Regions from separate parts of the Homo sapiens genome. Here region 2 is linked to region 1. Evidence: chromatin contacts called from ENCODE Hi-C data. All regions are on one chromosome and are shown on one strand. The core of a region is the stretch at or near the end of the contact, and the rest is flanking DNA. Distances in the headings are between cores, read along the strand shown. Region 1 holds the start of ALG14 (ALG14 UDP-N-acetylglucosaminyltransferase subunit). Region 2 has its middle 37 kb from the start of MTF2.

Region 1 (6,202 bases), core at 998-3,497:
TATTTTTTAATTTAAGCTTTTGATTATATCATTTTATTTTATTTCATTTTGAGACAGGGTCTCACTCTGTCAACCAGGCTGGAGTGCAGTGGCACAATCTCAGCTCACTGCAACCTCCACCTCCCAGACTCAAGTGATCCTCCTACCTCAGCCTCCCAAATAGCTGGGACTATAGGTGCATGCCACCACATCCACCTAATTTATTTATTTATTTTAATGTAGAGACAGGGTTTCACTATGTTGCCCAGGCTGGTCTCCAACTCCTAAGCTCAAGCAATCCGCCTGTATCGGCCTCCCAAATTGCTGAGATTACAGGTGTGAACCATCACGCCCGGCCTAAACACTTTAAATATGATCCTATTTAATCTCTCCTGTCCTCTCTCAACCCATGTAGAAACAGAAGGTTCAGCGAGGTTAACTAATTGCCTGAGATCCCCAAGGTAGTAAGTGGCAGAAATGTGATTCATGTGTGGTGTTATGACAACCTAGAGGCCTGTGGTCTTAACCCCTACATGATATCAACAGTGGAGTAGCAGCAATTGCTTTATAAAGCAGGATTTTAGGCCAGGGGTGGCTCACGTCTGCAACCCCAGCACTTTGGGATGCTGAGGCAGGAGGATCACTTGAGGTCGGAAGTTCAAGACCAGCCTTGGTCAACATGGTGAAACACTGTCTGTACTAAAAATACAAAAATTAGCTGAGTGTGGTGGTGCGCCTGTAATCCCAGCTACTCGGGAGGCTGAGGCAGGAGAATGGCTTGAATTTGGGAGGTGGAGTTGCAGTGAGCTGAGACTGCGCCACTGCCCTCCAGCCTGGGCAACAGCGTGAGACTCTGTATAAAAAAGAAAAAAAGCAAGATTTTAAATACTCTTTACAATCTGGACTCAGTTTACCTCCCTACATTGAACTCTACACGATAGTGTTCTCTCAACTCTGGTCATTCCAAGTGTTATCACCTTCTTTTCACATCCTCCCAGCCCTCGAAACCCTGGCTGTCCCTCATCTGACTAATTCTGGGTCATCTTTCAAGTTTCAGTTTAGCATCATTTCTTCCAGGAAGCTGTCTGTTTTTTAAGACCTGATAAAGTAGTGCCCTTCCTGAAGACTGCCATAGCAATTTGTACTTCTTACACAATTATTACAAGATTATAGCATTTATCTCATTGTGGCAAATACTCATTTTGATTTATTTTCTGTTAGTTTTTTTGTATTCTCTATTTCATTTACTGCTGTATCTTTGCATCTCTCACAGGACTTAGCACGGAGTCAGCACTCCGTGGCAAGTAATGTTAGTCAGTTTTGTTATTTCCAGAGGTTAGTTTAGTGTTTGGTCTTTCTAACAGCTCAAAACAGATTAAGTGAATAAAGTAATGCGTTATACTTGAACATAAACTTAGTACATTTACTCATACTATACATGTTCTATCTGGATGCAATCTCCTGCCATACCCAAATGTTTACATTGTGTCTGTGTGTGTCTGTCTGTCCCTGTCAAATATGTGTATTTAAAATTGTAAGCACCTACAGAGTTGGTGGATTTAGATTGTATTACCTGACAGGTCAGTGTGTTGCTCACACTCTGCCACCGCGTGTGTATTGTTCTACAGCCCGTAGATCATTGTTTTTATCCTCTTGGACTTTGTATATTTATAAATGTGACAATTCATTTTGCCTCATTTGTCATGTAGCATTCGTGTTTCCTAAACTAAATACGCAATACCTAGATTAATAATGCACAACAGCCATACGGGGAAACTGCATGTTTGCATCAAAAGGCTTCTACGTTCTCTGTTCACTAATTGTTTGAAAAATATACGCTACAGAGAGTCTTAATTATAGACAAGTGTAAATTACTTGTCATAAAAAAAACCTCTGGGCCGCGTCAGCAAACCAGCCCCTACCCTGGCTGGACTGCCCGGTTCCGGCAAGGCAGAGAAACTACAAATCTCTGCATGCAACACTCCAAGAAGTGCTAAGGGTACCAGGGAAGAGCGTCGCGGTGCACTCTGGGGTTTGTAGTGACCAACCCAAGTCCGACAGTCGCCTCCTCGATACTTACCGGACCCAGCCACTACCAAGATACTGAGAGACTCCCGGGGCGTAACGTCCATGGAACGAAGCACTACCCATATTCGCAGGATTAGGAAAACCGCCACAGCTCCTGCGGCCGCAGCTAGAACGAGAACGCACACCATGCAGAGAAACGGCGCATGCGTCCAACTTCCGGGGACCAGCCGCTGTCAAAGTTCACAACTACGGGTGCCGAAGCGACTCAAACGCGGAGGACGCACGTCTTGGTGGGCTGGTCTTTCCTGAGCTGGGAGGAGTGGAGGCGACGGAGAAGCTGAGGTCCCAGTCACAATCCATTTTACCTCATTTATCATGTAGTATTCGTGTTTCCTAAACTAAATACGCAATACCTAGATTAATAATGCACAACAGCCATACAGGGAAACTGCATATTAGCGTTAAAAGGTTTCTACGTTCTGTACGTTCACGTTTGTCAGCGGAACCCCTGCTTCTGCGCGGATTGTGCGCAGCTGCAGCCAAGCGTAAGCTGAAAATTGTAAAGTTAAGCGCTGGGGAAGCTTGATTTACGCCCACGACGAGGTCAGGCAGTCTCTGCGCCCTAAAGGTCCCGAAACTCCCCAGTTAGGAGGTGTTCTGGCTCTGTCAACTTCGTGAATGCCACCTGAAGCTAAGGGAATACATCCTTTCTTTCTTTCTTTTTTTTTTTTTAATGCCAAGAGAAATGTTTCTGTTGCACACAGACATTACTGAAAGTGTTCGCCAGTAAGGACCCTAGGCTTAAACATCGAATTTAGGGCCCTCATCCAAACCCCCTGTCTCCCAACATGTATGTTTTTAACTTTTCTCGAGGTTTTCACAGCTCTCAGTGTGACCAGAGTAGTTGAGGGTGACCACCTAAAGGTAAGCCACACTCCTAAGAGGATTGCAAAGCTCAGTGGCTCTAGGTAGCAGGATAGACAAGGCACAGTCCTACAATTAATATTCAGTTAATTTTATCACAAAGCATTTCCAGTGTGTTTCTCATGTCCTCAGCCAAAATGATGATCTGCCAACACCCCCTTCAATCTCAATTTTGCTTATGTCTAATTAATTAATTGTTAATAAATTAATTATGTCTAATTAATCCACATTACGACAACATAAAATACTAAGATCAGGAGCCCCTTCACCCCAAATATAATTTGCCTTCGGTCCACCATAGACCTACCTGTAGGTTATATTGAACAGGTATACAGATGAGTAAAAAGGTTCAGAAAGGTGCAACTGCTTGCCCAAGTGGAATAGCGTCAGATCTAGAATCAGAAACCAGAAATCTGAGTCCTGCTGGACAGGAGTACTGCATCCTGTATTCCTTTGCTAAATTCAAACTTGCCTGATCACCACACTTACCTGGAGCCTAGAATGTGTTATTAAAGGTGCAGACTCCCAGGGTCCATTAGGAAACACTGAATCAGAATTTCCGGGGATCGGGCACCTGGGATTAGCTTATGTAACCAGCGTGTCCATTCCTATCAGCAAGCAAGTTTGGGAGACTTTGTGAGTAGAGTCCGTGGACCTTACAACACTTTCCAAATTGTCTTCCATCAAATCTTCTTTCTTTTCTTTTCTTTTCTTTTTTTTTTTTTTTGAGACAGAGTCTCACTCTGTCGCTTGGCTGGAGTGCAGTGGCACAATCTTGGCTCACTGCAACCCCCACCTCCCAGGTTCAAGCGATTCTCCTGCCTCAGCCTCCCAAGTAGCTGGGACTACAGGCATGCACCACCATGCCTGGCTATTTTTTTTTTTTTTTTTTTTAGTAGAGACAGAGTTTCACCATGTTGGCCAGGCTGGTCTCGAACTCCTAACCTCAGGTGATCTGCCCGCCTCTACCTCCCAAAGTGCTGGGATTACAGGCATGAGCCACTGCGCCCGGCTCCATCAAATCTTCTTAACTATACATTCTCGCAGTAAGACCTTAAAGTGGATATTAGTTCCCTTTTTACAGACAAAGAAGTAGATTCCATAAAAGTTAAATAATTTGCCTAAGTCTACTTAGCTAGTAAGGGTGGAGAAAGTTCATAGTTGTGGACTTAGAAGTCAGTGTCTCTCAAATTTTAATGGAATCAGAATTCTCTGGGCTTACAAATGCGTAGTTGGAAGTCCAGAGGTAGGGTCTTTGGTGTAGTAAGAAAAACAGCTCAAGGATAATACAAGGAGTATCATTTACTTGTATATGCCCACTCTGCCATTCCTAATAATGTCTTCAACCTGAAACAGTCTTACCTGATACTTAAGACACTAGTGGTCCCAGAATGGGATGTGTGGATGGTTACATCCAACAGGGCAATCTCCATAGCCAAAAAAGAGGTTATCTTGTCGGGTCTTTTTTGCCCCTCCCCCCCAGTCTTGCTCTGTGGCACGGTCTCGGCTCACTGCAACCTCCACCTCTGGGATTCAAGCAATTCGCCTGGCTTAGCCTCCCAAGTAACTGGGACTACAGGTATGCGCCACCACACCCAGCTAATTTTTGTATTTTTAGTAGAGACGGGGTTTCACCATGTTGGTCAGGTTGGTCTTGAACCTGACCTCATGATCCGCCCACCTCAGCCTCCCAAAGTGCTGGGATTATACGGGTGAGCCATGACGCCCGGCCTGCTTTATTTTTTATTTTTTTAAAGGCAAGGAAACTTATTCTAGAACCCCTCACAGCAGACTTTCTTTCACTCCTTTTGGCCATACTTATATCACTTTCCCAGGCATAAAAGGAAAGCGACTTCAAAGCTGGTGGAGGTGGGAGGAGGATGATCTACAACTCACCTGTAATACATGGCTGTTGGATGGAGGGTGGGTACTGAACAAAATAGGCATTCTCTCAGTGAGGAGGAAGCTGCAGGGAGGGTTGTTGGGTAGGCAAACAATAGCATCTAGATTGCTGTGATGATGATGTGTCTGAAACAGCTTTGTAAACTGACACATGCAATGAAAATGTCAGGCATATGATAATTACTTAGCTCCAGGCCCCAAGCTCTATATTAAGGTAGATTTAATACTTGGAGGACACCCTTGCATTTCCCATTACTTCATCCCCTCACTATTATAATTACCTATATCTGTAGGAAATATTAGTTTGACCACACTTGGCATGTAGCTGGAATGAATGGAAGCAATCAAACATTGGGGGCTTGCAAGGAAATGCAGAGAATCAAAGAGGGTGGGGTACCAGACATTGTTTGGACTTATTGGTTGAATTATTCTGAATTAAGGTGATCATAAAACTCTTTAGTTTTCCTGCCAAGAAAGTTGAGAACTGCAGGGAGCAGCTAGGTAGCAGGCAGGGACAGGAACATAGCTGAGAATTCCTGCCAAAAATGTCACCTGGGTAAGCCAAGTCCTGGGCTGTGACAGACACAGAATGTATAGATAATCAAGAAGTCAAGAAGCTGTAGTGGGCCAGGCATGGTGGCTCATGCCTGTAATCTCAGCAATCTAGGAGGCCAAGGCAGGAGGATCACTTGAACCTCAGAGTTTGAGACCAGCCAAGGCAACAGAGTGAGACCCTATCTCTGTAAAAAATTAACCAGGCATGATGGTGGTGTGTACCTGTAGTCCCAGCTACTCAGGAGGCTGGGGTGGGAGGTTTGCTTAAACCCAAGAGATCAAGGCTGCAGTGAGCCATATTTGCACTACTGCACTCCAGCCTGGGTGACAGAGACCCTGTCTCAAAAAAAAAAAAAAAAAAAAAAAAAAAAAAAAGGCCAGGTGCGGTGGCTCATGCCTGTAATCTCAGCACTTTGGGAGGCTGAGGAGGGTGGATCAGCTGAGATCGGGAGTTTCAGACCAGCCTGACCAACATGGAGAAACCCCGTCTCTACTAAAAATACAAAATTAGCAGGGCATGGTGTCACATGCCTGTAATCCCAGCTACTCAGGAGGCTGAGGCAGGAGAATTGCTTGAACCCGGGAGGGGGAGGTTGCAGTGAGCTGAGATCGTGCCATTGCACTCCAGCCTGGGCAACAAGATCGAAACTCTGTCTCAAAAAAAAAAAAAAAAAGCTATAGTGGATTAATCAGGAAAGTTAAGACTGAGTGAGAAGAAGCAACAATTAAAATTTCTCTTGGGAAGATGAGTTGCGCTGACAGTACATTTAACAGATTCATGGAAGTAAATTATAGTGCTGCAAAAAGCATGAAA
Region 2 (6,705 bases), core at 2,352-4,851, 2.0 Mb before region 1:
GGAGCTCAGGTTCGGCTGCAGGATTAATCAGAGATGGACACTTAGTGTGACATTGTCACTGATATATGTTATCAGCAGGATGTATTTTTTTTCTCCTATGAAGTAGTTCTTATTTGAGTCACAACTGGAGGATGGTTTTAGATCCTTGGCAACATAGGGCAGCAGCTTGATTCCTTTCTGGCCTAGAACCTTAAATAATAAAGTATTTTCAAAAGGAAATTAAAATGCATTGGAAAGATATAACTTTATAACTTCTATAACTCATTATTAATAGATTCCAGAACAGATCTCTGAACAATTCTTCACAGTAGCACAAGAACCTGTTATAAGCAAATGCAATCAACCCTCCAACACTTTCTGGAAATAACTTTAGTTTGTATGAGAATTATTGTTTTAAAATTACTTTTTGCTCTCTATAGCTTCACTATTTATCTTGAACATTCTGGATGAAAATTGTAGCCTTACTTTTCACACAGCTAAAAATTTAAGTTATCTAGAATATACTTTAAAAAGCATTATGGATGCCGGGCACTGTGGCTCATGCCTGTAATCCCAGCACTTTGGGAGGCCAAGGAGGGTGGATCATTTGAGGTCAGGAGTTAGAGACCAGCCTGACCAACATGGTGAAACCCCGTCTCTACTAAAATACAAAAAAATTAGCCAGGCATGGTCGTGGGCACCTGTAATCTCAGCTACTTGGGAGACTGAGGCAGGAGAATCACTTGAACCCAGGAGGCGGAGGTTGCAGTGAGCTGAGATCACGCCACTGCACCCCAGCCTGGGCAACAGAGAGAGTGAGACTCCCTCAACAACAACAACAAAAAAAAGTGTATGGATAATGGAGATACAGTCTTCTCTCTCCATCTCCTCACATCCTTGTAATCATGAAAATGTAGCTTTCTTTCTTCTCTTGTTTCCATTCTTTTTATTATCCAATCAGTATTCCATATTAGCACATTGAAAGCTCCACATTGTTTTTACAGTTGCATAGTATTCCACTTGTGAATATACCATTATTATTTAACCAGTTATCTGTATATAAGTGGTTCTCAATTAGAGAGTCTGGGAGGTTTTGTCCCTGACTGGGGTCATTTGGCATTGTCTACAATCATTTTGGTCTGGGAGTAAAGTGCTGCTCACATCTAGTAGGTAGAGGCCAGAGATGCTACTAAATATGCTACAATGCACAGAACAGTCCCATAACAAAGAATTATCTGGTCTAAAATGTCAATTAGTGCTGAGATTGGAAAATTCTGCTATGGATGGACATTTGGGCTATTTCCAATCTTCATGGCTATACAAGCAATGCCTCAATAAATGACCTTGTAAATTTGTCATTTTGTATAAATGCAAACATATTTTTAGAATGAATTGCCAGAAGTGATAGTGCTGGGTTGAAGAATACGTGCAATTGAAATGCCTTCTAAATCACCCCCAAAGGGATGTGGATTCTGCACTTCCAACAGTAGTTTATTTATTTCTACAATCTCTTGAACAAAGTGTATTGCTACGCTTTTGTTTTTTCGTAATCTGAGAAGTGCAGGATGTTATTTCAGTTACCCTTAATTTGCAACTGCCTTATGATAATGTCTTTTCATATGGTGAAGGGCCATTTGAATTTCTTTCTTTCTTTCTTTTCTTCTTTTTTTTGAGATGGAGTTTCACTCTTGTTGCCCAGGCTGGAGTGCAATGGCACGATCTCAGCTCACCGCAACCTCGCCTCCTGGGTTCAAGTGATTCTCATTCCTCAACCTCCCAAGTAACTGGGATTACAGGTGCCCACCACCACACCGGCTAATTTTGTATTTTAAGAGATGGGGTTTCTCCACGTTGGCAAGGCTGGTCTCAAACTCCTGACCTTAGGTGATCCATCCGCCTCGGCCTCCCAAAGTGCTGGGATTACAGTCGTGAGCCACTGCGCCCAGCGTGAATTTCGTTTTCTATTGCCTTAGGGTGAGACGAAGACAGTTGTCTGAACACCGGGTGGGGTTTTCAGAGAGTCTGTGACTATAGCCAGGGTTTAAACAGAGTAAAGGAATCTGCGCTTTTATCAAGGCACCTGAAGATACAAAACTCAAGAAATCTAGTCCAAGCCAATGTATTAGAAAGAGAAGAATCAAATGGCAGGGAGACGGGACAAGCTCCAGGTTCAAAAGGCCAGAAGAGGGTTGGAGCCAGAGTAAAGGAGCCTAGAGTCCAGAATCTGCCAGCGGAGTCAGGTTGGAATAAAAATATATTGGAGCAAAAGCTAATTGTGTGAAATGACTAACATAGCAGCAGCTGGCTTAGAAGGAATAATGGCTAGGTAGACACACTGGCTGAACAGCTTCCTTTCTCCTCACAGAATTTTGTTATTTCTTCTATTATAGTATTTAACTTGTATTGCAATTGTCATGCACAGTGCCTGGCATGAAATTAACCCTTTTTTTTTTTTGAGACAGAGTCCCTCTCTCTCGCCCAGGCTGGAGTGCAGTGGCGTGATCTCAGCTCACTGCAAGTTCCGCCTCCCGGGTTCACGCCATTCTCCCGCCTCAGCCTCCGGAGTAGCTGGGACTACAGGCGCCCGCCACCACACCCGGCTAATTTTTTATTTTTATTTTTTTATTTTTAGTAGAGACAGGGTTTCACCATGTTAACCAGGATGGTCTCGATCTCCTGACCTCGTGATCCGCCCGCCTCCGCCTCCCAAAGTGCTGGGATTACAGGCGTGAGGTCCCGCACCCGGCCCTTATTCTTTATCTTCTTATCCCTTATCTGACACTAATCTTGAAGTTCTGCCTTAGCCCTCCTCTAAGAATCTCTATTTGCACTATAAGTAATTGGTTTTTTTTTCTCTACGTAACATTCTCCATCACCATCTCCAAATATACTAATTAACTGTGACAGTTAAGGTGTTTATATTCTTCTAATTGAAATTAGTAAATATACTTGGCTGATGATCAGTGCAGGATATGCAGTTTTATTTGTGTGTCTTAATGACCAAAGACTTAGGGTATGAGGAAAGTCCTACTCTTGTAAAAACAAAACAAAACAAAAACAACCCATGTTACTGTTACCAGTAGAGGCTCTTGACTGCAAGCTGCCCAGGTTCTTCGCATTTTGAAGAATTGGGCAAAACGCACAGCAAAGCAAGGAAACAATGAAGCCATGAAAGCAGAGATTTATTGAAAGTGAAAATACACTCCACGGTGTGGAAGCCCTCCCAACAGCGGCTCAAAGGCTCTGGATACAGAACCTTCTTGGGTCCAAATACCCGCTAGAGGTTTCCCATTGGCCACTTGGTGTTCACCACATGTAAATGAAGTGGTGGTCCACAATTAGTCTGATTGCTTGCAGACAGCAAGCAATCAGAGGCTGAAGTCAAGTTACAAAGGTCACACTCCTATGCAAACATATGGTTGGTTGTGGAAAGCAAACAATCAGAGGCTAAAGTGAAGTTATAAAGTTGCACTTCTATGCAAATGTAGCCTTGGCTCATAATCATAATCACTGAAGTGAAGTTACAATGTTATATTCCTATGGAAAGGTCTGATTGGTTGCAAAAAGTAACCACTCAGAGGTAGTTTCAGTTTCCCATCTGCTGTGTAGAAAAGGTTGGGGTTTGCAAAGGGAGTAGCTTCTGGTCCTTTTGTTACGTAGGTGCAGAAAGTTGGGGTTTTTCTTTCGATTTAGTTCTAGGAAGTCAGGGTGAATCAGCCTTAGGTTCCTTGCCTCCAGACCCTATTCTGCCTCATTACGATATTCCTTTCACGTTCTTTGGGACTATTCGGTGTTTCACATGAGATTGGCTCTCATGCCTGGTGAAATACTCAAATTCAGTTATACAGATAACCTTGTCTTGAAAAGTTCTAGAAAGCACTACTGAAACTTTAGTCTCCAGCTTTATTTCTTCTGGACTACTTGATACAAACTGTCTCTCTCTCTTTTTTTTTTCTGAGACAGGTTCTTGCTTTGTCATCCAGGCTGGAGTGCAGTGGCTCAAACATGGCTCACTGCAGCCTCCGCCTCCAGGGTTCAAGCGATCCTCTCACCTCAGCCCCACAGGTAGCTGGGACTACAGGTGCGTGCCAGCATGCCTAGCTATTTTTTTGTATTTTTTTAAAGATGGGGTCTTGCTATGTTGCCCAGGCCGATCTTGAACTCCTGAGCTCAAGCAATCTTCCCATCTCGGCCTCCCGAAGTGCTGGGATTACAAGTATGAGCCACCACACAGAACCAGTATGATCTCTTTTCATGGTACTTAAAAAATTATATTACTAGCCTTTGTTCAACAAGCTTGTATAAGTGTAATGACCTATTTTATAAATTATTTTTATTGTATTTTAAATTAGATGTTTATTGATGACTTAGCAAGAAATACATTACTCTCAACACTAAAAGCCTATTAACATTAAATTATAAAATTTAGTATTTCCAGAATATTTCTTGCAGACACCAATCCCATCAATGTTTCAACTCAATTTAATAGGCATCTTGTGAAGAACTGGTATAGAAAATCAGAGTTTTGCTCAATGCCTAATTATCATAAATTGAAGCATTTATTGTCTTCTATGTTCTTAGTACCATATTTAGTTATAGGACAATTCATAGTCCTATATGGTGCTATGGTATAGCAATAGGCTATACCATATAGCCTAAGTGTGTAGTAGGCTCTACCATGTAGGTTTGTGTAAGTGCACTCTATGATGTTCACACAAGGACAAAATCACCAAACAATGCTTTTTTCAGACTGTACCCTGTCGTTAAGCAACATATGACTGTGTTTTATATGGGAATATGGACACCAAAATGTTATTCTCTATGTGTATTATGAGTAATTTTTATTTTTTGTTTTATACTTTTTATATTTTTTCAGAAATAACATCAATACTTTGTAATCAGAAAAATATATTTTAGGGATAAGTATTGGCTTGTACAATTTTTTTTTTGCTTTTGTGAAAATACAGAGGAAAAACTAATGTTATATTATAACGAAAATGGTATATGTTAACAAAGGAATCCTTTTACAGAAACTCCTTAGAAATAAAAGGAAAATCAAGGCCAAAGCAAAAGTCATGTCATGACTTTAAAGAACTTTGCCCCCTAGGATACAAAATCTATTAATTTTAACGGTGGGGCTACTGTTTGTAAGAGTACCAAACATTCTGAATAGATAGAAGCCTCCAGCTGTAAACTGATGGACTTTTGTGGTCTCAAAGCAGTTGAGGGTTTCTACCCTTAAAATACCATTTCTCATGTTACAGCAATTGAGAGTGTGCAAAATGTATAGAACAGATTGTGTTTCACTCTATTTGCGTGGCTTGTTGAAGTTAGATTAATACTGTGGGAATCCTTACTCCATTCATAACTCTGAATATGTACTTATGGTATTTATATATCTAGAATTTAAGTAATCACTCTTGCCCACCATCTGTACACGGATAATTTTTACCCTGGGAGCTATTGGTTCCAATGTATTGTTTTGACATTATACGCTATAGTTGATTCAAACAGAAGTGAATACCACAACAGTTGGCACTCTAAAATAAAATCCAGACCAATAACTTTCACAATTTTGTGGAATCTAATATGCCTATTACCCACACTGAGTCCACTACAGAATTAAAGTGAAAACTTGGAAAAGTAAGAATGAGATCTATATAAAAATTATCATCCCTCACTTGACAAAAAATTCTCATTGAAATCAATTGAGACTACAGGGTTCAATCTAGGAAAGTTGTATAGACCTAGAGTTCCCCAAATTTCTCAACTATGTCTGTTGACTGATATTTATGGCTTCCCTTTTCATTTATATTCTTTTTCTTTTCAAACACAGTGTAGTATAACTTGTTTAATTTTTTTAAAGTCTGAAGACTCAAAAACAAAACTAAACAATTTGAAAGCAAAACCTTACTGGCAGTGCAGATGCAACTTACAAAATATGAGAATCAGATGTGGAGATCTTTAGGGATTATAACATTTTAGATGATGATGATGATAACAATTATTATTATTATTTGAGACAGGGTCTCACTCTGTTGCCCAGGATGGAGTGCAGTGGCGTGATCTTGGCTCACTGCAACTTCCACCTCCTGCGTTCGAGAGATTCTCCTGCCTCAGCCTCCCAAGTAGCTGGGACTACAGGCACGTGTCACCATGCCTGGCTAGTTTTTGTATAGGTTGATGCAAAAGTAACTGTGGTTTTTGCAATTTTAAAAGTTATTTAATATTTTTGGTAAAGACAAGGTTTCACCATGTTGGCCAGGCTGTTCTTGAACGCCTGACGTCAAATGATCTGCCTGCTTTGGCCACTCAAAGTGCTGGGCTTACAGGTGTGAACCACTGAGGCTGGCCCCTTTTAGAAATTTTAATAGTAGCCAAGGCATGATCGGTACCAAACTATCTAATTCCAGCTACAAAGGTTGTTTGAAAACTCATTTTTAGAAGTTTGATAGCCTGTCCATAATCATACCACTTCCCACAAGCTTGAAAAAAAGAAAAAAAAGCAGGGGATAGCACATGGATTATACAAAAGGATAAAAGGATTATTATTATGTATTTATTTATTTATTTTTGAGACAGAGTCTTGCTCTGTCACCCAGGCTAGAGTGCAGTGTCGAGACCTTGGCTCACTGCAACCTCCACCTCCCGGGTTCAAGTGATTCTCATGCCCTAGCCTCCCAAGTAGCTGGGATTACAGGTGTGCGCCATCACAACCAGCTAATT

The links. A loop is a pair of places that touch in the nucleus more often than their neighbours do. Pooled maps may share reads with other maps.
Region 2: a loop to region 1 is called in a pooled map, with 11 times the contacts of the local background. The contact joins the enhancer-like site here to the promoter of ALG14 in region 1. A Hi-C loop is called at or near these places in 3 of 50 pooled maps.

What each region holds. Positions count from the first base shown.
Region 1 is chr1:95,070,704-95,076,905 of GRCh38, forward strand. It overlaps ALG14 (ALG14 UDP-N-acetylglucosaminyltransferase subunit), which reads right to left and starts at 2,248. Exons shown (of 4, transcript NM_144988.4): 1 at 2,060-2,248. The coding sequence starts at 2,195. RefSeq lists enhancers at 1,690-1,769, 2,010-2,369.
Region 2 is chr1:93,039,015-93,045,719 of GRCh38, forward strand. No RefSeq gene overlaps it. Among named protein-coding and RNA genes, the nearest start is that of MTF2, 37 kb to the right of the region's middle. RefSeq lists an enhancer at 3,479-3,738. Within about 2 kb of position 3,602, at least 6 of the 41 ENCODE cell types and tissues checked have a DNase peak (open chromatin) inside an H3K27ac peak, as active enhancers do.